2 separate regions of the Homo sapiens genome follow, and region 1 is linked to region 2. Evidence: chromatin contacts called from ENCODE Hi-C or POLR2A ChIA-PET data. All regions are on one chromosome and are shown on one strand. The core of a region is the stretch at or near the end of the contact, and the rest is flanking DNA. Distances in the headings are between cores, read along the strand shown. Region 1 has its middle 130 kb from the start of LINC02622. Region 2 has its middle 77 kb from the start of LINC02622.

Region 1 (6,310 bases), core at 1,709-4,208, 55 kb after region 2:
ATCTCTGACCTGTGTTCCCTCAGGCCTCGCTCACCTGCCTCCCATGACAAGAAGCGTGTCCCCTCCAAAGGCAGCCTGTCACCTACTGAGAGGCCCTGGCTCTTAGAAGGAACTTCCCTGTGCCTTCCTTCCTCCCTTCACCTGAGGGCCCCAAGTCAGTGCAGGCTTGCTGGCAAGGAGGAAGGGTCTGAGCGAAGCCCCTGCCTCTCCCAGGAACCCATCCTGGGTCACCCCGGCCCGCCAAACTGTCTCCCTCCTCTGACTTTCCCACTGATAGCAACTGTCTCCCCTTAAGAACGTTTCTGTTTCTCACCAGGTCTCCTGTCACATGGGTCCTGTTTCCCCAGCCAGACAAGGAGCCTCACGAGGACAGAGGCCTGCCTTCTTCCTCACACCCTCGGCCCTGAGTGAGAAGAGAAAGAGAGAGAGAGAGTGCTTAGAACAGTGCCTGGCCCGTGATAAGCGGGTGCCAGCTATTATAATAAGAAATACTGTTGTTACTCTTCTTATTTCCATCATCATAACCTCCACCCCCATCTGCCATGGTCTCCCCAGTGGCATAAATCAGTGCGCCCCATGGTGAGCTCCCATCCTGCCCCTCATTCAGCCAGGCGGGCAACAATAGGGGTGGAGCTATGGGGCCCTCCCCACCTGCCAGGTCCTGTTCTAAGCATCGGTCCTCGCCCCTGAGAATACTTCCATTTCACAGATGAGTAGACTGAGGCACAAAGTGGTGAAATCACTTGCCTGAGGTGGGCGGCTATAGTGGCAGAGCCGGCAGGCCGTAGCTAGAGTCCGTGCTTATAACCACATCTCTCTCCACCACTGCAAGTGCTCAGAGAAAGGTTTGGCCCTCGGGAGACCACGTGTAAGCAAGACAGAGGTGCATCCAACACTTAGGGCCGGTTCTCCAACACTGAGTCTCCTGAGCCTGGACTGGAATTGAGCTGTCATTGGGCTCATCCTCCTGCCCCAATCCTGGTAAAAGTCCTGGAAGTCCAAAGGGAGCCTTTGGAACAGGGTGACTTTGTCATGTGTCCCCTGCCTCCCTGGGGGAGGTGTGAGAGGGAGGGGAGTTCGATGAGTGGGAATGTGTCAATGTCGCTCCTAGGTGAGGAGATTAAGACCTTCCTGGGAAAGCAGAAACAGTCCAGCTCTGGAAACATGTTCCCCATCACACGGTGACAGCCTGCACCCGACCTGCAGACACTGCTCTACCAGCGCCATCAGCCAGCCCAGAAAGCGCACACACCCACACACGTGTGGGTGATATTAAAGTCATATTTTTGGTTGCTGGGGAGGCGCGGTCGTCACTTCCCCTGCCCCAGGCAACCCGCTGCCAGCTCCCCTTTTACTTCCCCACCCCACCGTGGAGTGCTTGCCGTTTGTATTTATATAGATAAATCGGCCGGGCTAATTAAAGTTCTCTTGCTGGAGAGTGAGGGAATTAATAAAAGAACTTGGAAAGGAGCCAACTGAAAGCTGGGGCGCTCAGAGCTGCAGCCAGGACCCACTGCACAAAGGAGGCCGGAGGATCCAGCAGACATGAGAGCTGCCTGGACCGGCCCGCTCCCACCTTCCTCAGGGAAAGCCAAGGATGTTCAGGGGCCCCAGGAATGAAGATGCAGGCCGCAGACACTCACTGTGTGTCTTGTGCTACAATGCCACATAACATGCATTCTCTTACCTTCAGGAGGTGTGGCTGCAGCTCTGAGTACTTGTGGTGGCAGGGAGAGATGTGATTAGAAGCATGGACTCTAGCTACAGCCTGCCGGCTCTGCCATTGCAGCTATGCCACCTCGGGCAAGTGATCTGAACGCTCTGTGCCTCAGTCTACTCATCTGTAAAAGGGAAGCATTATCGGGTGCAAGGATTGATGTTTAGAACAGGACCTGGTAGGTGGGGAGGGCCCCGTAGCTCTGCCCCTGTTGTTGCCCGCCTGGCTGAATGAGGGGCAGGATTGTGAGGTCCCCATGGAGTGCACTCACTTGTACCATAGGGGGGCCATGGTAGATGGGGATGGAGATTATGATGATGGAAATAAGAAGAGTAACAACAGTATTTCTTATTATAATAGCTGGCACCCGCTTATCACGGGCCAGGCACTGTTCTAAGCACTCTCTCTCTCTCTTTCTCTTCTCACTCAGGGCCGAGGGTGTGAGGAAGAAGGCAGGCCTCTGTCCTCGTGAGGCTCCTTGTCTGGCTGGGGAAACAGGACCCATGTGACAGGAGACCTGGTGAGAAACAGAAACGTTCTTAAGGGGAGACAGTTGCTATCAGTGGGAAAGTCAGAGGAGGGAGACAGTTTGGTGGGCCGGGGTGACCCAGGATGGGTTCCTGGGAGAGGCAGGGGCTTCGCTCAGACCCTTCCTCCTTGCCAGCAAGCCTGCACTGACTTGGGGCCCTCAGGTGAAGGGAGGAAGGAAGGCACAGGGAAGTTCCTTCTAAGAGCCAGGGCCTCTCAGTAGGTGACAGGCTGCCTTTGGAGGGGACACGCTTCTTGTCATGGGAGGCAGGTGAGCGAGGCCTGAGGGAACACAGGTCAGAGATGATGTGGAGGGGATTTCTGAACTGGGTGTGGCAGTAGAGGGGAGACAGAATGGGACCTGTGGGTCCCTTCTTATCCTAGGGGTCTAAGTATCCAACCATGCTCACGGGTGCATGCACACGCGCACACACATACACACAGGATTAAAAAAGAAAGTGGGATAAACACCTTTTGGAGCGATGGCTTCTCGTGGGCCAAAATAATGCAAAATAAAGATTCTGTTTAGTTGTGTTGCATAGGGAAGAGGCCTTGCCATGAGCGAAAATACCTCCTTCTCTGAGCATCCCAGATAACTGGGCAAGAGCAGCTTTCAGGCTGCCAGGTCAGGCCTCCACCCTTCAGACCGGAGACCCAGGGGCCGCAGTGCCAGGATCCTCCCAGCTGGGCTCCCAGCAATACTTTCGGTGCCCACAGCTTCCAGGACAGGCCATTTCCTCCTGCCTAATGAGTCAGCTGCCAATCCCTGCCAGAGGCCTGGGGAATTGCCTGCGAAATAAGTCCCGACTAATCCCTGTAGTTGGGAGTCAGGGATGCGGGCTCTCCAGGACAGAGCAGGCCTGGGGTTGTTGGGATGATGCCCCATCCTGTCTCCTGGCCTCTTTCCCACCACTCAGGCTTCAGTGACTCCTGGTGTCCCTGCTGCCCTCCAGAAAGGCTGCCTGCTGAGCTGTATTCCCCACAACACCTCCCTTTGCACTCCCTAAACCTTTGTCTGCAGAAGGCAGGGAGCCAGTGGGAAGCACTCTACGTGGGGGCAGGGACCCCTGGACAGTGCCTGCCCTGCTGCTGGCTGGCTGTGTGACCTCGGTCATGTCCAGCCCTGTCTACAAGAACTGGGCTCTTCTCTAGGAGCCGCCTTGTAGCTCAGCCCTTTGGGATTCCAAAATCAACTCCCAAAGGGCCAAGAAGGAAAAGCCACCATTGCAGGTCTGCATTTATTTACCCAGAGGAGCCAATTGGCTCAGAAACGTCAGTCCCGTGAAGTCTTGGACTCCAGCTCAGATTTCTCCTAAAGCTCCCAGAAGCTTCCTCAGCCCTACAGAGGGGAGAATGGTGTGGGCCGAGTTCCTGAATCCCCAGGGTTCCCCCAGTCTGTCCTCAACACAGTGAGGCTCCTCACCCCCAGAAGCCCAGTCCTCCAGGAGGGGCACACAGCCCTCCCTGTCAGTCACAGTGTCCCATGTCCTAACCCGCCCTCCCTCCCATCACGTAGGCCTCAGCTCACCCATGCTGTCCCTCACCATCTTCTCAGAAGCAGCCACCCTGCTGCCCACCTCAATGCTATAAGCCTTTTCTTGTGTCTTCATAGCACTTATCTTTATCTGAAACTTCTCTATTTGGTTGTGGTGTTGTGGTCTGTTTCCTCCAATGAGAAGGAAAGCTGCTCATCTGTTCACTGCCACAGCCTCAGCACCTGGCTCCCGAGGAATTTTGTAAATGAGTAGGTAAGTAAATGAGTGGATAGACATATGGAGGAAGCCCCTGAGGAGATGGCCGCCAGCGCAGCCTGCAGAGGCAGGGGTCAGGCCGGCCAGGCAGAGGCCAGGGCACCCCAGGAAACAGCTGGGCCTGTTGGAGCTGGGCCCTGGGCCTGCCACCTCCTGTTTGTCAGCCCCTGCGGGTGACGGCCAGGTCCCCTGAGCCCTAAGAGAATAGGGAAACTGGGTGGGGGCAGTCGGAGGAGGAAGGATGAGCCACATCTAACTTTGGGACAATGAGAAAGCGAAGGCCACAGGAAGAAGCAGAGGAGGACAGGAAAGGTGTGAAGGACCATCACTCATCAGCGGGACGGCTGTCCAGGTGGCTCTCCAGGCGGCGCATCCTTCCCGTTATCTCAGCGCCGTGACGCCAGGAACACCCCTCCCTCCGGGCCAGCCCTATGGCCCCCGCCGCTGGAAACCTCGGAGATTGGGGAGCTCATTTAGTCCTAACCTCCATTGTGTCTGGGCCGGAAGGTGAGGCACAGAGAGGGCCAGGGACTTGCCCAAGGTCACAGAGCAGACGTGGCTCTCCTCACACCCCAGCCCATGGCAGGGATGTGCACATCAACACCCCGACCTCAGCCCACCACCCCTGCTCACTGCCAGCCCCGGCAGAACCCTGCTCAGGCACCAGCCACCTATTTCTAGGCAGCACTTTCTGTCCAGGGCCTGGTGTCTGAGCCACAAAGCCTAAAAATAAAAAAGACAGATTGTCCACTTCGGCTGTAAATACTGCCTAAAAAGACCCAGTGGGGAAAAAAAGAGGAGGAATGAAGGGGAAAAAATCCCAGAGCTGAGCATCCATCACAGGCAGACAGGCACTAGAAGGGAGGGTCTGTGGGCATAGCAAAGGGGCTCTCAGGTCTCCTGTCCCCAGCCCTCCCTCTCAGCTTGCTGAGCAAGCAGGCCCTGGCCACTGCCACCAGCCCCTTGGACTAGATGGAGATAGAGCAGGCCACGTGGGGGAGCTGGGCCAGCTTGGCTGCCCCCAGCTGTGTAACCATCACCAAATGGCAGTCTTTGCTTGGGACTCAGTTTTTTTCACCTGTACAATGGGGTTATTCATTTACTCAGCTTATATTGAGTGTCTACTGTGTGCTGGAGAAGCCATTGGAAACAAGAAGGACAAACCCTCTGTTCTCACGGAACGTATGTCTGTGCATGTGAGAGCAGGGTTACGTCCTCAAGCGGCAGGGAAAAGCCCCTCTAGCCTGGGGGACAGGGCAGGCCTGAAGAACCGGGGCAGAAGCCTCTCAGCAAAGGAAGCCCATAGGCAGGAAGGGACCAGGCATGCTCAGGAGACAGTGAGAAGGAAGGCCTCTGTGTCTGGGACCCCGTGCATGAGCTGGGAAAGAGGGGCTGTTTGTAGAAGCAGCTGGGTCAGATCCAGGAGAGCCACGTAGGCTCCAGGGAGGAGTTGGCCTGTTATTCTAGGTGCCATGGGAAGTCACTGGAGGGTGCTAAGGATGGGAGTGACGTGCCCTGACTCAGGTGTATTGAGGGGGGTTATTCCTACAGTCATGAGGAGAAATGGCAGCGGCCTGGACGGGGGTGAAGGCAGTGACAATGGAGAGGAGAGGATGGTTTGGAGCTATACCTCAGAAATTGAGCCACAGCCTTCTGATGGATGGGATGTGGTGGAGGTGGGGAGAGAGGAACTGAGGATATCCACCAGGTTTGGGCTAAGCAGTAGGGTGGATGGCAGTGCCCGTTACCAAAAGGCGGAGGCTCTTTCCATTGAGAGGTGATGGGTGCGCTGAAAGTTCTGTTTTGACTAGGATGACTTTCAAGGCTGCATGGGGATGCGTCCGTGTGAATACACTGGGCAGGTATTATAGCAATGAATGTGGAGTTAAGTGTCGTGGCTTGAGCTGCAAACCAAGTTTGGAAGCCATCACGGAGGGGGTGGTCTTTAAAACCATGAAACTGTGTGAGCTGATCTGGGAGGAGAGTGGCTGGGATAGAGGAAAAGGATGAAACTGTGTGAGCTGATCCAGGAGGAGTGTGGCTGGGATAGAGGAGAAGGACTCGGACTGGGGCCTGGTGCTTCCCAACACTGAGAGGCTGGGCAGGGGAAAATCCACAAGGATCACCCAGGAGGCAGTGAGGCAGGAGGAGGACCAGAGCAAGAAGCCAAGGAAGACTGCCCAGAAGGAGGGAGTGGTCAACTGAGCAGGACATTGCTGGACATCAGAGATCATGAGGACAGCAGCGGGAGCATTGGGTGGGGCAACCTCCAGTGACTGGAGATCTCGACAAGAACCCACATTCACTGCAGTGA
Region 2 (6,507 bases), core at 415-2,914:
CTCTAATCACAAACTCACCAAGCAATGATAAGCTTTACTGGGGATGGGGGTGGCGTGGGGAGAAGGAAAGTGCTGTTTTTAAGGGAACAGCAATTATCTCCTGAATGTTTCCTATGTGCCAGTCACTTTGTGCACATTACCTTGGTTCATCCTGACTCAGGTGGACATTGTCAGTGTCCCACAGGAAACCGAGGACCAGAGAGATAAAGTAACTTGCCCAAGTTTGCACAGCAGGCAGGCAGCAGAGCTGGGCTTGAACCCAGGCCATCTGGCTCCAGAATATCACCTTACTGTAACCACGGAATGACCCTGCCTCCTCATGTGCCCACCACAGTCTGCCCTCTCTGGTATATCTTGTTCTCTCCCTGCCCCCTCTTCTTACCACCAGGATGCTGCAGCAGAACAGAGTTTGTTCTTGAGCAGTGCAGGGCAGAAGCAGCATGTTTGCAGGTGTTGCTGCAGACCTTTGCTAGATGGCACCTCTCCCTCTCCCCAGACTCCAGGAAGAGCCTCAGCGCCTGGCAGGGAGGGGGAGAGGAGAGTGAAAGGACCAGAAAAAGCACTGAGGATTGGTAGGCCCCCAAGGAGGTACGCCTGTCACTGTTTCCCTTCCTCCCCCACCCCCACCCACTTGGGGACTTTCAGGACAGAGAGAATCTGCATCCGCCCCTCCCCTGTTCACCCTACCTGGTGGGGTCCCCCAAGTTTCCCTGTGCCCAGCATCACATGGGAGCAGAAGAAATGGGAGCAGCATGGGTCGTAGCAGGGGACTCAGGTCAGGCTGGTAATGATGCAGTAGGGGCTGTGGGTGCAGAGATGGGACAGGAACAAGGATGTGCACCTGTGCTAGAAGAGCCGGTTCAAGGATGCCAGGGAGCAGCCAACACTGAGGCGTGGGAGGCTCAGCACACGAAATGCCAGGGAAAGCAGGAGGACCCTGAATGGCTTTCGATTACATTCCTGCCTCCTGGCAGAATGGGCACTTATAGTAGAACTTAAGTTCAGTGACACAAAAATACAGCCACTTTTTTCATGCCCTGATTTCAGCAACTCAGAATCACCATGAAGGAGACTTATGGGGCGCCACGAATCTGACCTCAGTGGGGAAGTCAGGGAAGGCTTCCTGTAAGAAATGATGATTGGCCTGAGTTCTGAAGGAAGAGTAGGAAATAAGAGGGTGGAAAGAATATTATAGACAGGAGGAACAGCATGTGCAAAGGCCCTATGGCAGGCAGAGCTTGATGGGAGAAACAATGAGGTACTTCCTCCTGTTGTGTGCAAACTGCCTGCTTAATCCAGCTGGGAGCCAGGACTGCAGCCAGTACATCTGCTGGTAATTAACATGGGGACCCAGGAGAGTGGGGCTCTCAGAACACCCTATCCTTGGTTTTCATCTGCTCAGACTGTGTTTTTGCCAACTCTGGGACTCCTGACACCTCCACAGACTCTGAATATGAGGAGCAGAGGAGGAGCCCTGGGCGACACCCTTATTGTCGGGCTAGAGAAACCAAGGACAGAGAAGACAAGCATTTGCCAAAGCCCACCAAGTCCACGTGGGAACAACCACTGCAGAGCTGAGGCCCTGCCGTGCAGCAACAAGCCTCCTGCCTTCAGAGAAGAAAACAAGTTCTAGCTGTTCCCCAGCCCTACTCAGGCCTGAGAGGTTTCTAGTAGTCACAGTCAGGAGGATACGATGATGGCTGCCCTGGAGATGGGCCAGTCAGAACTCACAGCCACCCACTTGTGCTGGTTATAACCCCACCACTACCATGGTGACCGCTTCAATAGCCAGGAGGGCTGAAAGGAACAGGCAGCCAAGCTGTGTCTGATACTGGCTGCTCCGTCTGAACCCCCACCTATACCTGGACCCCACAGTCCCTCTGAGGTTATGGAGGGACAGTGAAATGCTCAAGGTCACCAGCAGGCTAGTAGCTCAGGAACCCAGGCCACCAGACTGGCTCCACCTGTGCTGGAAGAGCCAGCCCTTCCTTCTCCACCAGGGCCTCTGCTCTCCTGGCCCCAAGGAGCAGGTGGCCTGTTCAAGGAGAGAGGCATAGATGGGGCGACACAAGCATCAGCCCCCTGGGCTTGCCGGGTAATTATGCATTAGGAGCTAATGTTAATAAAGGCTCCAGGAAAGAGGTTTTAATTCCAGATCTCACCACCAGATTATTGCACATGAGGGAAATATCAGAGCCCCAGACTGTCTCCATCCCTCACCCTCCATCTCCAAGCAATCTGCTGCGTTTATTAATTCTGACAGAATTTTCCCAGGCTGGGGAGGAAAGGAGAGCAGGAGGGAAGTATGGTGGGGGTGGGGAGGTAAAGGGAGAGGTGGGGCATGGCAGTTTGGAGCAGACCTTGGGCCTTCTACTCCCTCCTCAACCCTACCCACCTGCACAGCCCCAAGGCATCCCTGGGGCATGCAGCGCACAGCTCTGCCCAGCCCCAGCTCCATGCTGCTGCCTCCAGAAATGGGACCCCTCCAGCAGCTCTTTTACTATCTGTCCTCCTTGATCCTCTCAACTTCCCCCTCTTTCTCATCCCTTCCTCCTCTAAGAATCACAGTCTGACTTTCCTTCCCACCTGAACCCCACCCCAGTGGCTCCAATTCCTTGAGTTACTTACAGTGATGCTGAGATTCACCTTTTAAGAATTTATTCCCAAAATGAACCAAGTAAAAGAAATATCGGAAAAAATCTAAATATCCGTCAAAGACGTTTATTTTCTAAATTATAGTACAACCATGCACTGGAATACTCTATATGTAATGAAATGGAATAATCTAAAGGTATATTGTTGAGAGAAAAAAACATCAAGGTGCGGAACAGCATGTAAAGTGTACTACCTTTTGGTTAGAAATACACACGCACATGCACACGCACACATACACACACACACACACACATTCATGTGTATGCATAGAATATGACCTAATTCATTATAAAGACCTTGTGCAGACAAAAGGAGATGATGTTTATAAAATACTTGGTACAATGTCTGTTACATAGTAAACTCTCACTTAAAGCTTACTGTTGTTATCATTTGACATCTGACTCCTAAGTTGCTTCCCACTCTACCTTGAAGCCTCTCTGGAAAGGACATTTGCATGAACAACACTTGAGAAGAGGATGGGTTATAAATGAGAGGAAGCCAGCATAGGTTTTGGGGGGCAATAGGAGGTCGTATGCTGGTAAAGCCGCACAGGGGCTCTGACTGCATCCCCAGATGGTGCCCACCACGTCAGGGGCCTCGGGAGGCGACAAAGAAACCCAGACCTACAGCTGGAAGTTTCAGGAAGATGGAACTCAGTGTAGAAGAAGCAAGCACCATTACAGCTAATTTCCTGAGGAAGTGGTGATCTCACCATTACATCAGACATCCCAGCAGAGGTGGGCCACCACTTGGTTAGGCAGCCGGAGAGGAAATAGTTATATAGCATGAAGATGCAGCCAATCTCTGTAACATGGTTCTAAAGGTCTGTGATCATGAGTGCAAGCTCTTAAGGTCTTCAGGAATCCCCCAGGGAGCTTGCGGAAATGCAGATCCCCATACCCCCACTTACAGATACTCTATTTGGCTGGGGTGGGACCCAGAAATCAGAATTTGTAAAAAAAAAAAAAAAAAAAAAAACTACAGTAAGGCAATATGGTATTGGCAAAAATATAGACACATAGAGTAATGGAACAGAATAGAGAGTTTAAAAATAGACCCACATAAATATAGCCAATTGATTTCTAACAAAGGTGTAAAGGTGATTCCATTGAGAAGGGATAGTCTTTTCAACAAATGGTGCTGGAACAACTGAACATCCACACGAGAAAAATGAACTTCAACCTAAACCTCATAGCTTATACAAAAATTAACCCAAAGAGATCATAGATCTAATCTAAAATGTTTAGAAAAATAAAACATAGGAGAAAACATAGGTGATCTAGGAATAGCCAAAGAGCTCTTAGGGATGATGCCCAAAGAAACATCTAGAACAGCAAAAGCTGATAACTTGGATGGCATCAGAATTAAAGAGGCACTGTTAAAAGAATTCAAAGACATACTACAGACTGAGAGAAATCACATATAGTACTTGCCAAAGGATCTATATCCAGAATATATTTAAAAAGCTCTAAAAACTCCACAGTAAGAAAATAAACAGACCAACTAAGAAATGGATAAAAGAATTGAACAGATACATCACTAAAAAGGACATGAGCCTGGCTGTATTAGTCAGGGTTCTCTAGAGGGACAGAACTAATGTGTGTATATATATATATGCATTATATATATAATTATATATAATGCATATATATATTCATTATATATTATATATTAGGTGAATATATATATATGTGTATATATTCACAATCACAAAGTCCCACAATAGGCCATCTGCAGGCCGAGGAGCAAGGAGAGCCAGTACAAGTTCCGAAACTGAAGAACTTGGAGTCCGATGATGGAGGGCAGGAAGCATCCAGCATGGGATAAAGATGTAGGCTAGCAGGCTAAGCCAGTCTCTCTTTTCACATTTTTCTGCCTGCTTCTATTGTAGCCATTCTGGCAGCTGATTAGGTCATGCCCACCCATATTAAGGGTGGGACTGCCTTTCCCAGCCCACTGACTCAAATGTTAATCTCCTTTGGCAACACCCTCACAGATACACCCAGGATTAATACTTTGTATCCTTCAATCCAATCAAGTTGACACTCAGTATTAACCATCACAAGTCCACCGTTTGTCAATTTGAACCCATACGTATCTCCTGAGATCATACATAATCTTCTAAGAAAGACAATAATGAGGTCTTAATTACGCCTAACATAATACAACTATCCTTTGTACAACTGGAAACACACCAATCTCCAACCCAAATACCATTACATAAAGTGAATGATACTAAATGCTGATGCTAAGTCAACAAATCCTATGTCACATGATAAAGGAGAAAGGTGATAAAATGAAGATATTTTCTTAGTACAAGTGTATACATGCACAAACATGTTTTTAACAAAAGAAGGACAATTACAGTCCCCGTTTCTGCAACTGGTCACTTGGTTGTGGCTGTTATTGATGACTACCTTCTTCTACTACCCATTCTGTATTCCCTTTGCCTTTAGCAAGCATCTCAGCAGGTCTTGGTTTTTTTCCTGGTGGAGTGACACAAACCTTCATTTCTGAAGAGTCTGGGTCTTTTGTAGTCCTGCCTGGATTGGGATGTTGTAGTTTCCTTTCGACCTTAATCACAGGGCATGGTAATACTAAGAGACACCCTAATGGATCTCCTGTATTCCATGCATACTCTTCCCTACCTCCGTTGTGGAGTAATAGACTGATTTCTACTTGATAGTCTGGATCAGTCACCCCAGCCAACACTGTAACTCCCTTCTCAGCCTGTTGACTTAAAGGTAGGAGGATCCCAAACTGTCCAGGTGGCAACCTTAACTTCCAGTTTAATGGAATCGTTGTTGTGTCTCCTGGTGGGAATGTTCCTCCCTCTGGAACTAAGACCTCCAGGCCAGCAGAACATAATGTCATGGGAAGAGGAAGGGAACATTTTGCTAGTGGATAACTAGGGGTGATGCTGAGTGGTGCCACTTCCACTTCCACTCCTTGATTCCTGGACCCATGAATCCTGGCTATGGGAGAAAGAGTACCATATATTGGACGCTGATTCAGAGCATACATGGCCTTCTGGAGAACTTTGCTCCAGCCCTGCAAAGTACTGTCACCTAGTTGGTATTGTAATTGTGACTTCAAAAGGACACTCCACCTTTCCATCAATCCAGGTGCTTCGGGATGATGGGGAACATGGTAAGACCAGTGAATTCCATGAGCATGAGCGAGCTGCTGAACTTCTTTAGCTGTAAAGCAAGTGCCTTGGTCAGAGGCAATGCTGTGTGGAATATCATGATGGTGGATAAGGCATTCCGTGAGTCTACGGATGGTAGTCTTGGCAGAAGCATTGTGTGCAGGATAGGAAAACCCATATCCGGAGTAAGTGTCTATTCCAGTGAGGACAAACCTCTGCCCCTTTCATAATGGAAGAGGTCCAATATAATCAACCTGCCACCAGGTAGCTGGCTGATCACCCCTAGGAATGGTGCCATATAGAGGGTTCAGTGTTGGTCTCTGCTGCTGGCAAATTGGGCGCTTAGCAGTGGCTGTAGCCAGGTCAGCTTTGCTGAGTGGAAGTCTATGTTGCTGAGCCCATGCATAACCTCCATCCCTGTTACCACGGCCCTTTGCTCATGGGCCCATTGGGCGATGACAGGGGTGGCTAGGGAAAGAGGCTGAGTGGTGTCCACAGAATGGGTCATCCTATCCACTTGATTATTAAACATTTCTCTACTGAGGTCACCCATTGGTGAGCACTCACATGGGATACAAATATCTTCACACTTTTTGACCACTCAGAGATGTCCATCCACATACCTCTTCCCAAAATTTCTTTGTCACCAATTTTCCAATCATGCTTCTTCCAAGTCCCTAACCTTCCAGCCAAATCATTGACTA

What was found. Hi-C counts contacts between places; a loop is a spot of excess contacts on that map. ChIA-PET counts read pairs that join two places held with the same protein, here RNA polymerase II (POLR2A). Pooled maps may share reads with other maps.
Region 1: a loop to region 2 is called in a map of Right ventricle myocardium inferior, with 6 times the contacts of the local background. The contact joins two enhancer-like sites. A Hi-C loop is called at or near these places in 1 of 168 maps with a recorded cell type or tissue (Right ventricle myocardium inferior) and 1 of 50 pooled maps. POLR2A ChIA-PET finds 5 or more read pairs at or near these places in 3 of 52 experiments (RWPE1, activated CD8-positive, alpha-beta memory T cell and activated naive CD4-positive, alpha-beta T cell).

The regions. Positions count from the first base shown.
Region 1 is chr10:71,066,018-71,072,327 of GRCh38, forward strand. No RefSeq gene overlaps it. Among named protein-coding and RNA genes, the nearest start is that of LINC02622, 130 kb to the left of the region's middle. Within about 2 kb of position 2,959, at least 7 of the 41 ENCODE cell types and tissues checked have a DNase peak (open chromatin) inside an H3K27ac peak, as active enhancers do.
Region 2 is chr10:71,012,512-71,019,018 of GRCh38, forward strand. No RefSeq gene overlaps it. Among named protein-coding and RNA genes, the nearest start is that of LINC02622, 77 kb to the left of the region's middle. Within about 2 kb of position 1,665, at least 4 of the 41 ENCODE cell types and tissues checked have a DNase peak (open chromatin) inside an H3K27ac peak, as active enhancers do.